Linked DNA regions of Homo sapiens: region 1 is linked to region 2. A link is an interaction called in ENCODE POLR2A ChIA-PET data of the cell type or tissue named here. Cell type or tissue: PC-9. All regions are shown on one strand. Each heading gives the region's core, and the rest is flanking DNA. Links, peaks and the distances in the headings are about the cores only.

Region 1 (5,387 bases), core at 263-5,262, 360 kb before region 2:
GCTCAATATGCAGGTACACTGCTCCTTGACGCCCATGAACAAGAATTCCAGTGGGTTCACAATGCATGAGAGTTCAGTGAGACTCTTGAGTACAAGGTAAGCACATCATGGCTATACTCAGGTAAGCACGTTATGTCTAGACTCAATAGCCCTAAGAGGGCATAATTTTCCTTAGAATCAGAACATGTCTTGAATGCAGAAAGAAGGCAAGGATGTTTTAAAAAACACAATTGCTAAAGAACTCTTCCATATATTTTCTTACTTGTGTTTCCTCCCTGTGTTAACCAAGTGCTTATACTAAAAATGCTGACCTAGAAGAAACGGGAAAGATGGGGGAACCCATAGGTTCTTTTCTTTCTAGTGATTCCTTAGTACCATTGGTAAGCTGAGGGTAGAAGGTGTTGGTAAGAATGTATGCATATCAACAAGTGAAATAAAAAAACAGTGTTCGTGGTGTATGTGTTAGTTTTGCGAAGCACTCCCACTGTTGTGGTAAGAATGAAATACACTGACATGTAAGAGCTATGAAATACAAACTGTGTAATTTCAGTGATTCTGCATGTGAGTTAAATACTTTTACATTTGCATTTAAAACTTGCATTGCACCTTATAAAGATTAATGGCAAAATTCATGTTAATAATTTAAATTTTTAACTTTACTTAGAACAACACTAAATCACAAACACCAAGGTAAGTTTAGAGAGAGAATACAGAAGAAAGAAAAAGCTCTATATTTTAGTCCTTTTAATGGCACTTTTTCCTGCTTTTTGAGCAAGGGATCCTGCATTTTCAGTGTGTGCTGGGCCCCACAAATTAAGTAGCTGGCCCTGCCACTTCTTTATCTTTCACTCCCATTTTGGATTCCACAGTTGGTTTGCTTTTGCTATTCAAACCCCAAGTACAAGACTGCTTGATGGATTCTTCTCTACCCTGTGGCTTGACACATTAGAGCTAGAGTCATTTCAGGTATAGACTCAATGCACGCTTTCTTTCATGATTGGGACATAGGCAGGATCGTGGCTGGAGACAGCCAAAAAAGTGGTTCAACCCTGGAAAAAACTCTCCTAATTTATCATCTTTTCAACAATTTTTAGAGGTAATATATTCACATGACAGTTGTTAGAACCATGGGGAAAAGTTGCTCAAGGACCCCCTATGAAACCCTAAATTGAAATTTCAACGTTCAGAATGTGAGATGTATGGATGAGTGCACTTTTTTGAGTACAGAGGTGCCAGCACCCCACCACAGCAGCCGGTATGGAGTAAACACACTGAAGAACACTTGAGAAAGAAATCCTGAGCCTCCCTCTTGGTCCCACGAGGGGCAGATATCACTATGAAAATACTGCTCTCCCCACTTTGCTGTCTTTTAATTCTGTTTTTACTGATAGCAAAAACAAAGGAAAAGTAGGTAAAATAACAGAGTTATGCAGATACAACGGTAAGAGGAAAAAAGTATCCTTTCCTTTCAAATTCAGAACCTGGCTGGGCACAGTGGCTCACGTCTGTAATCCCAGCATTTTGGGAGGCAGAGGAAGGGAGGATTGCTTGAGCCCAGGAGCTCTGGACCAGCCTGAGCAACATAGTGAGATCTCCATCTCTACAAACAAATTTAAAAATTAGCTGGGTATGGTGGCATGCACCTCTAGTCCTAGCTGCTTGGGATGCTGAGGCAGGAGAATCGTTTGAACCCAGGAGGTTGAGGCTGCAGTGAGCCGTGACCACCATGCCACTGCACTCCAGCCGGGGCAACAGAGTGAGACACTGTCTCAAAAAAATAATAAATTTAGAACTTTTTGTTTTTGGTAAAAACCTCAAGAGACTGGATGTGCAAGTTGTGTGGGAGGGCTTGGGTGGAATTGTTTTGCCAGGGGAGAAAAGAGGGGATAAAGAAGGTAGGGGAAGAGAGAGGGAGGAGAGAATCAGCTGCTGCATTGGGTTAGATTTTAAAAGAAAGTCTTTTTTTTTTTTTTTTTTTTGAGACAAAGTCTCGCTGTGTAGCCCAGGCTGACGTGCAGTGACGTGATCTTGGCTCACCTCAACCTCCGCTTCCTGGGTTCAAGCAAAAGTTGTCTTTAATCTTTCAGAGGATAGGAAAAATAGCTCATGTCTCATCCAATATTCTCTGTCTTCCTGATAACTTTTAGCTCTTCAGGTTGACTTCTTTCTGGGTACAGAATCAGTTTGCTTCGTTCCCTTGGTTCCACTCCAAAGGAAAGAACTAACTCCAGTGACTCCAATTTTACCATCTAGCATTTTGTCCAGCAAGTGGACTCTTTGGAAAGATGAGAAAAGAGAAATGTCAATAACAATATGTGGCAAAGGCAGAGAGCATTTCCACTATGAAGGGAAAGGCTGTTTCCTGGCCACCCTTAATGGCCTATTTCTTTCACCCTAAGTATAAAACACCAGGGCTTTCCTCACACCTGACCCCTGATGCTGCCAGCGCCAGAGAATCGAGTCTCTCTTCCAATTTAAGTTCCACATTTCAATAATATGTCTCAGTCATTCTTTCAGTGTGTGGACCTTTTTTTCTTTAAAATTATGCTAATGACATATTGCTAATATAAAATATCTGCTGCATTTTATAAGTTTCTAGGTTTAATCTGTAATTTTCATCATACCATAAGTGGGAAAAAAAGTTTTCTTGTGCTGCCTTTGTATTTTGGGCCCTAACACAGAGTGTCTCATGCTTGAGAACCTTATTTTCTGGACTGAGCTACTAGAGGTCAAGTGTCTTATGGAGATGAATCATTTTGACTCCAAGTGGAAATCATAGGCAATTGCTCACAATACCTGCTTTATGTTGATTCATGGTATAGCAGCCTTCAAGCCTCAGGGGCCTCACCTGCCCCTGTGTCATGAAGAAGCCATTTGTGGTTTTTGATCACGTGTGATCCTCCTCTGTGCCTACGGCTTTCTTTTTCTGGCCAATCCATCACATGCAGACAAAATCAGCTTTCTACAACACAAATTATATTGTGTTACTTCCTGCTCAGGCACCTTCAAGAAATTCCATGGATTTCAGAAGAATCCAAACCCCTTAGCACAGCATTCAAGACCCTTCCCAATCAGAACTCAGCCTCCCTATCTGGTATCTCTTCTCCTTGCTCTTCCCCTCACCTGTTCATGCCTGCCCCTTTTTAATATATATTTTTAATACTCCAGTAATTCTGCATAGCAGTCACTCATAGAGTTGGAGACATTCATTCACTCATTCATTTAGCATTGGGCATTAAATCTTCCTTCTTTATTCTTATATTGATGGAATGAGAAGAGGTTAGTTAAATGCTACTCATTCAGCCGAATTTTATATATCTAACTCTCATCAGAATAATTTGGAATATTTAATAAAAATGAAGATTTTTCAGCACTACTTCAGACCTAAATCAGAATGTTTGGGAAAGGGAGAATCTGAAGGTTAGGTGAGTTACTCATGTCTATCTGGTATATGCTAGAGTTTTAATATTCTATGTAATTGGCATTAAAACAACATCATTTGGCTTATTAATAGTGTCTCTTCTACTCAATAATCTCTATGCCACTTGAATGATTCTGTATGCCACAAGAATCATTCCGACTTTGGAAATACACAAAAGAAAAGCACATAAAGATTCATAAACTCCAGTCAAGTTCAGAGCCCCATCTTAGTGTGTGATGGGAAATAAGAGAAGTTAGACATGGAGAAGAAAGTGAGCCTCCATAAGTGGAAAGATTATAAGTGTGCACATGGAGGTTTTTGATGGGGAGCTTATTCAGCAAGTATTTATTGGCATTGATATGAGAAGCAATAGAGTTACAAGAAATATGGAGTCATCCAATGGCAGTAATTAATATTCACTTAACAAATATTTACTGGATGCTTTCTACATGTCAGTCACTGTTCAAGGTACTAGAGTTCAGCAGTGAACAGAGCAGACAAAACAAGCCCCTTCCCTCATGAAGACAGACAGTAAATATCACAACGGACTCCCAACATCCCTTCTGCCTTTCCTCTGCCAAACAGCAGCAGCACAGTGTGAGGAATGTTCTTCTGCTCAAGGAGTGGGTCAGCCTGGTTGATGGTAACCCTATTCTCCCTTGCCAATAGTTTTTTGAAGAAAGGGGCTTATGACCCAATTCTGGACAATTACATGAAAGGAAATTTCTGCTGGAAGCCAATAAAGGTATAGGAAACTAATTTATCTTTCCTGTTGGACAAGGAGGAGGGAGAAGCCTATGGCCTCAATTTCCAACACCAGAGGAGCTATTTTGGGATGAAATCAACACTGTTGTTGGAGAAAAAGAGATATGGAAATAACTTACAAAATCCACCGTCCCAGAAGCCTGCACTATCTCTGACCTTTTTTATTACATCAACTAATTCTGTTTAAGCTTTACTGTTGAAGCTTGAATAGTTTTACTTATAGCCAAGGGCATCCTAACTGATATACACGCATAACAATGTTTACATATCTCTTCGATCCTTGACAGCCTTGCTCAGGAGGAATATTCTCTGCTAATAAAAATAGAAAAGAAGAAAAAACTGGAAGTGAAGAAAATACCAGAAAGTTATTTTTTACCAATGTGCAAGCATGAGGCTTTGGGATTTAGAAATATGCAGTATGGGAGCAAGCTAACAGTCATTGAACATCCTCTGTATGACAATTCCTCTGCTAAGCACTTCACAGATTATCTAATTTTAATTTTTATAACAACTCTATGAGTTCAATATTATTATTCTTGTTTTACAGATGGCTAAATGGGCCCTGAGAGAGTTTAAGGAATTCACCCCGGCCATAATGTGCTGCGACAGGAATTCAAACTCAAATATTTTGGTCAGCAAATTCTATGCTCTTTACACTTTATCATAAACACTACTAGTGAGAAAAACATTTCTATGAGTGAGTTCTTATAGAGGAGTAATTGTCATGGAATGGTAGTGTGAGAATTTAAATAACTATGTTAAAGGAGAATGTGTGAATCTTTGTGACTAGAATTATAGCGTGGAAATGGTGAAAGCAATGAGATATCAAGGAATAAACCTCCAATAAAAGGTAACTAAATAGTATTAGCAAAAATTCAAAGGCAGAGCTAAAGTGACTATTTGGGAATTATTTGCATATTGCATAGGTGTCACAAATGAATTCTGGGGGAAGCCCAGTAAAGGATTTGTTCATAGGAGGAGCTGGCAAAGCAGAGAATAAAAGGTATGAGAAATATTGGCTTAAGTATAAGCAAAATCATATGCGAGGTTCCTGGAAGAAGAGTTTAGAAATGATATGAAGAAAGCCTGTCAAAATGAAAAATGGACTAATTCATCATGGTACTTTTGGACTCATATTTAAGCCAGAATGGTAATGTAGTTGAACCAAGTTTATTTGTCTATTCATTTGAGCAAAGAAGTG
Region 2 (5,387 bases), core at 242-5,241:
TGCCTCTAACAGACTGGATGAGGCCCACTCACACTGGGGTGGCAGTCTGCCTTAGTGAGTCTACTGATTAAAATTTCATCTAGAAACACCCTCAGAGACATACCCATTATAATATTTAACCAAATATCTGGGCATCCCATGAGTCATTCAACTTGACACATAAAATTACACTGATGCTGCTGATGTGGAGACCACAGTTTGAGAACTGCTGGCACACTTCATAAGCAATATTTATTTTACAAGGCACATGTGAGCAATTATTTAAATTCCAGTGCCCTTCAAAAATAATTTGAGTCTGCTCATCTGTAAAAGCATGTCAGTGTTCCTATACACTCTTGATATTCAATTTGATTTCCAATCCTAAAATGTATTTTCTTCTAGAGAAAAACGATAAGAGATCTCTTCTCATTGCAAAGCTGATTGTAACTATGAAGCAAACTTTTTTGAAATTAAGTGAAACTCGTGTTTAGTATTGTCTCAGAGACATCAAAGAACAGGTCTCCACAGAAAAGAAATTTCAGTATTCCTGATTCCTCTGGATTTACTTGTGGCAGCTGCTTATTTTCTGGCAGCCAAAAGTCTTGAATTTCAAGTAACACAGAATAAACAATATAAGTCCATCTGAGCTTAAGGATCTAACAAAGTTGCTCACTGTCGTGGCACGAAATCTTTATGCACCAAAAACTTCATAGACTAATTTTGATTGCTCTTAGCAGTGTAAAAGAGGAGCTACACAGCTTGATTTTTTAAACACTCAGATCAAAATTATCGTTATAAAAATATTTTGAATGTGTAAGATTTAAAAGTAAAGTCTTAGAAATCCATATCCTCCTAATTAATAGAATTATTTCCTTGGGCATAATTATACTTCAAAGAAAGTAAATGCCATTATTCACTTGCAAAGACAAGAAAATAAGTATAAATCACTGTAATGCTTGTAGCTCACTGGAAAACTTCTAGAAAAAATATTTTATTACCAAATGACACCCAGGCAAAGCTACCTGCACAGCTTTCCCCTGGGAGGAAAACCATAGAGGAAGGAGAGGTAGCCTAGGCCATTATTTTAGGTGATTGATCCATGGGTGATTAATTATCATATACAAATATGGGTGTGACAAAGCATATAAAAGGCACTCAAAGTGCATATCTGGGTCACTTGATGCTCTTGTAGAAATGAGCGATGGATCCCTAAAGACCGAAGTATGCATAGTACCATAGTCAGGAAAAAGAAGATGGAAAAGGAAGGATCAAAAAGTTGATGGCAGGGTTTTTTTTTTCCTGAAGTCAATTTATTTTTCTTTGAGCTAAAAGGACTCTGCCTGGAGGCTGGTGTAAAACAGTCCTGCCAGGAAGCCACATTCATCACACCAAGGAAAAGCACCACAGGGGAGACAGCATGATAAATACCTGGTTTGGGGATCCCAGGATAGAGTGTCCAGATATGAGGATAAAAATGTATTTATCTCTTTGAAGCCTGGGCTCGAGCACAAATAATATTCTCAGTAAAGTTTGTTTCAAAACACTCAATCGATTCATTAGTTTAAGACATTAAATATATTAATTATATGTTGCTCCATCATATTCTAAAAAGGCTGATAGAGTTGCTCACTGACCAAGGACACACATGCAAGTTATTTGTTATGGTGATTGCTTGCTTTGCAGAGTCTGTGCCCTTGACCCAGCCCCATAGATCAATGTCAGGCCAAGTAAGATCTCTAGCAAAGGACAACATGAACCCTCTCCTCAAGGTTAGGCTTTCGAAGTTAAAAGCGTATCGTGAATTCTAGGATCAGACTGGCCTGAGTTTGAATTTTATCTCCAAACTTAAAGTTGCGTGACCTTAAGTGACTTAATCTCTGGAAGCATTAATTTCCTTATATATAAAATTAAGCTAATTATAAACCATGCCTCAAAGGATGTTTGTAAGTCAAATGTGAATTACTATATATGAAGTGTCTATGTCTGCAACATAGTAAGTGTTCAATAAATATTAATTATTACATTATTATTTTTTATTGTAGAGCTTCTCTTAATGACTTTCCATGAATTGATTCATCAGATTAATTCATCATGCTGTCCATTCCTTCGTTAAACATGTTAGACTGATGTCCATGACATTCTAAGTGCTCTCAATAGCAGACTATTATACATCTTAGAAGGGCTGTACAATATTGTTCCTGACAGTTTTATGCTCTACAAAAGTCAAGTTTATTCCCAAACCTGTTTATGACAATTGTACTTATTGAACTTTTGGAATTTAATAAATAAGATGCACATTTATGAAACAGAAAAGCGAAACCAAAAAGTATCTCTGTGAAAACTAAGTTAAATCCTTTGGAAAAATAAAAGTGAATTTCTGTCAAATTAAATGATGAAATTATAAAAACATAGAACAGTCACAATAATCTAGAAAATACTATACTCGATTGCCTCACAAGTACTTTGAGATCTTTCTAGGCTGGGTATGGTGGCTCACACCAGTAATCCTAGGACTTTGTGAGGCTGAGGCCAGGAGTTCAAGACCAACCTAGCCAACACAGCAAGACCCCATCTCTTCAATAAATAAATAAATTAATTAATTAATTAAAGAGATCTTTCTACATTTTAAAGAAACTAGAGATGGAATTTGTAAAGGGCGCATTTTAGATGTTGCTTATGGAAGAAAGGTAATGCAGGGCTGCAATCGGCAGACCAACATGTCAAGAAAACATTAGCCCTACATCATAAGATTGATAATAAAATGTCTGTATATATCTTTTAAATTAAAATAAAAGGTTTGCTCTACAAATATATCATCCCTCACTCCTTTAAGTGGAGTTTTAAAAGGTAAGTGACCATTGCTTCTCCAAACTGAATCAGAAGACTTTCCACAGCATTATGCAAATACCTTTATTCATTAAGCTCCTTTTTAAAGAGTTCTACATTTAAATAAGGAAGATGTTGGTCAAAGGACACAAAATTTCTGATAGATGGGAGGGAAAAGTTGAAAAGACCTATTGTACACTACGGTGATGACAGTGGATTTATTGTATACTTGAAAACTGCTGACAGAGTAGATTTTAAGTGTTCTTTCCATTTTAAAAAAAGTATGCAAGGTAATACATAGCTTAATTAGCTTGATCTAGCCATTCTACAATGTACACATATATTGAAACACCAGATTGTACAGCATAAATATATACAATGTTTACCTGTCAATTAAAAATTAAAATGCATAAAAATAAATTTAAATAGGTTAAGGGAAGAAAACTACTTTAGGAAGCAGGTAATCCCTTGTTCTTTGTGATTTACCCACAACCATATTCAGTCACATAAAAGAGTACTTCCTGCAGTATATGGGATCCCAAACCAAAAAGTGTTGTCATGAGGTGGGAAAAGAGGGCAAATAGGGTAGAAGTTCTCAAATGTTGTTCTCCTGAGTGCCTCAAAACCACCTGGAGAGGCTTCCAAAAATATAGATTTCCTAGGGCTCATTCCAGCATCCTGATTTACTAGGTCTGTGGTAGGGACCAGGAAACTGGGTTTTTTGCTTTGTTTTGTTTTCATTTTCTTTTTTCTTCTTCTTCTTTTTTTTTTTTTTTTTTTTTTTTGAGCAGGGTCTCATTCTGTCACCTAGGCTGAAGTGCAGTGGCGTGATCCCGGCTCACTGCAACCTCCATCTCCAGGGTTCAAGCGATTCTCCTGCCTCAGCCTCCCAAGTAGCTAGGAATACAGGTGTGCACCACACCCACTAATTCTTGTATTTTTAGTAAAGTCAGGGTTTCATCATGTTGGTCAGGCTGGTCTCAAACTCCTGACCTCAGGTGATCTGCCCACCGCCTCAGCCTCCTGAAGTGCTGGGACCACAGGCGTGAGCCGCTGCACTCAGCCACATATTGTTTTCTTTCTTAGATGCTTCTGATGGATAACTAGATTTGAGAAAGACTGATATTGAGCCATGCTCTCTAATTGAAACATAATGTGAGCCACATTTTCTAGTAGCCTCATTTTTAAAAGATAAAGGAAACAAAACTTTTTAGTAATACATTTTAATTTCTTTTTGTCGCCATGGCTGGAATGCAGTAGCGCGATCTCCACCCACTGCAATCTCTGCTTCCTTGGTTGAAGTGATTCTCCTGGCTCAGTAGCTAGGATTACGGGCATGAACTACCATGCCCGGCTAATTTTGTATTTTTAGTAGAGACAGGGTTTCACCATGTTGGCCAGGCTGGTCTCAAACTCCTGACCTCAGGTAATCTGCCTGCCTCGGCCTCCCAAAGTGCTGGGATTACAGGTGTGAGCCACCAAGACTGGCCTCATTTTAATTTCTTAATAACATACGTTATTTAAACCAATAAGTCCCAAATATTATTATCTCAACACGATAGCCAATATAAAATTATGAATCAGCTATTGTATATCCTTTTCACTTGTACTAAGTCTTGGAAATCCAGCGTGTATTCTACACTTACAGCACATCTCAATATGGACAAGCCCCACTGCAAGTATTCAACAATTGCATGTGGCTACTGACTACTTTATTGGGAAGGGCATATATAGAGTGTAAAGGAGTAGACTGTCTTGGTGATATAGGCTCTCTTGATAATGGAACTATAGCTTGAAGGTTCACAACCACTAAGTGGTTAAGGAAAGGAGATGATTAGAAAGGTCAAAAAGGGAAATGAAAGAGCATGGAGAATCCAGGAGGAATATGCCACCTAACTGGAAGGCTTATGTGCTGTGAGTTTAGGAAGTGTGCACAAATATAAAGGGAAACAAGTGAAACTGGTGTCCGTGCACTCAAGAAGGGAGAAAGTTTGAAAACTCTAACGAGGTAAGAGTAAAAAACTGTTTACCATGCAACTCCAGTTTTAAAATCCAAAAATAGAATTCCCACAAAGTTCATGCTCACCTTTCAGAAACCCATGGGACAGTAGAGTGTGGAATAGAAATACTTTTACAGAGAAAGTAAACTGCCCAGTGTAAAAGCAGCACATAGTAGAAGCATTTCCAAATGTTTTAAGCTGTGCACACACTTCTTGCATTTATCACACTATTAGGTTAGTCAAAACACATTTTGGAAGCTGAAATAATAAGTCTGAACAAAGAGCTTAACACAGGGCTGATGCACATTCTCCTGTGGGAATTCAACTAATGTTTTTTACTTAAAGATGTCAACAGTAAAATATTCTAACCAGGAATATCACAGCCTCTAATGCTGTAAATCAAATAAAACATTTGTGAAGGAAAGTTCCTGAATTCTTCACCAAACACTTGTATCAATGAAAAACAATGAGAATATAACAAATCCAATGTTAGATGTTAACGGAGATGTGTGAGGATCAGATTGCAGACTTTTATTATATAGTATGCAAAAATTCTATAGGATCCCAGTTTTATTTTTAAAT

What was found. ChIA-PET counts read pairs that join two places held together with the same protein. Peaks named below come from ENCODE experiments on the same cell type or tissue, not always from the same donor. Only the 100,000 strongest peaks of a DNase experiment are listed, where the experiment ranks them.
Region 1: POLR2A ChIA-PET joins it to region 2 with 5 read pairs; 3 of 35 experiments call an interaction of 5 or more read pairs at or near these places.

The regions. Positions count from the first base shown.
Region 1 is chr6:133,196,357-133,201,743 of GRCh38, reverse strand. No RefSeq gene overlaps it. Among named protein-coding and RNA genes, the nearest start is that of EYA4, 42 kb to the left of the region's middle. In PC-9, for the core only: no CTCF peak of the experiment used is centred there; a DNase peak (open chromatin) is centred at 2,863; H3K27ac peaks cover 526 bases.
Region 2 is chr6:132,839,825-132,845,211 of GRCh38, reverse strand. No RefSeq gene overlaps it. Among named protein-coding and RNA genes, the nearest start is that of SNORA33, 25 kb to the right of the region's middle. In PC-9, for the core only: no CTCF peak of the experiment used is centred there; no DNase peak of the experiment used is centred there.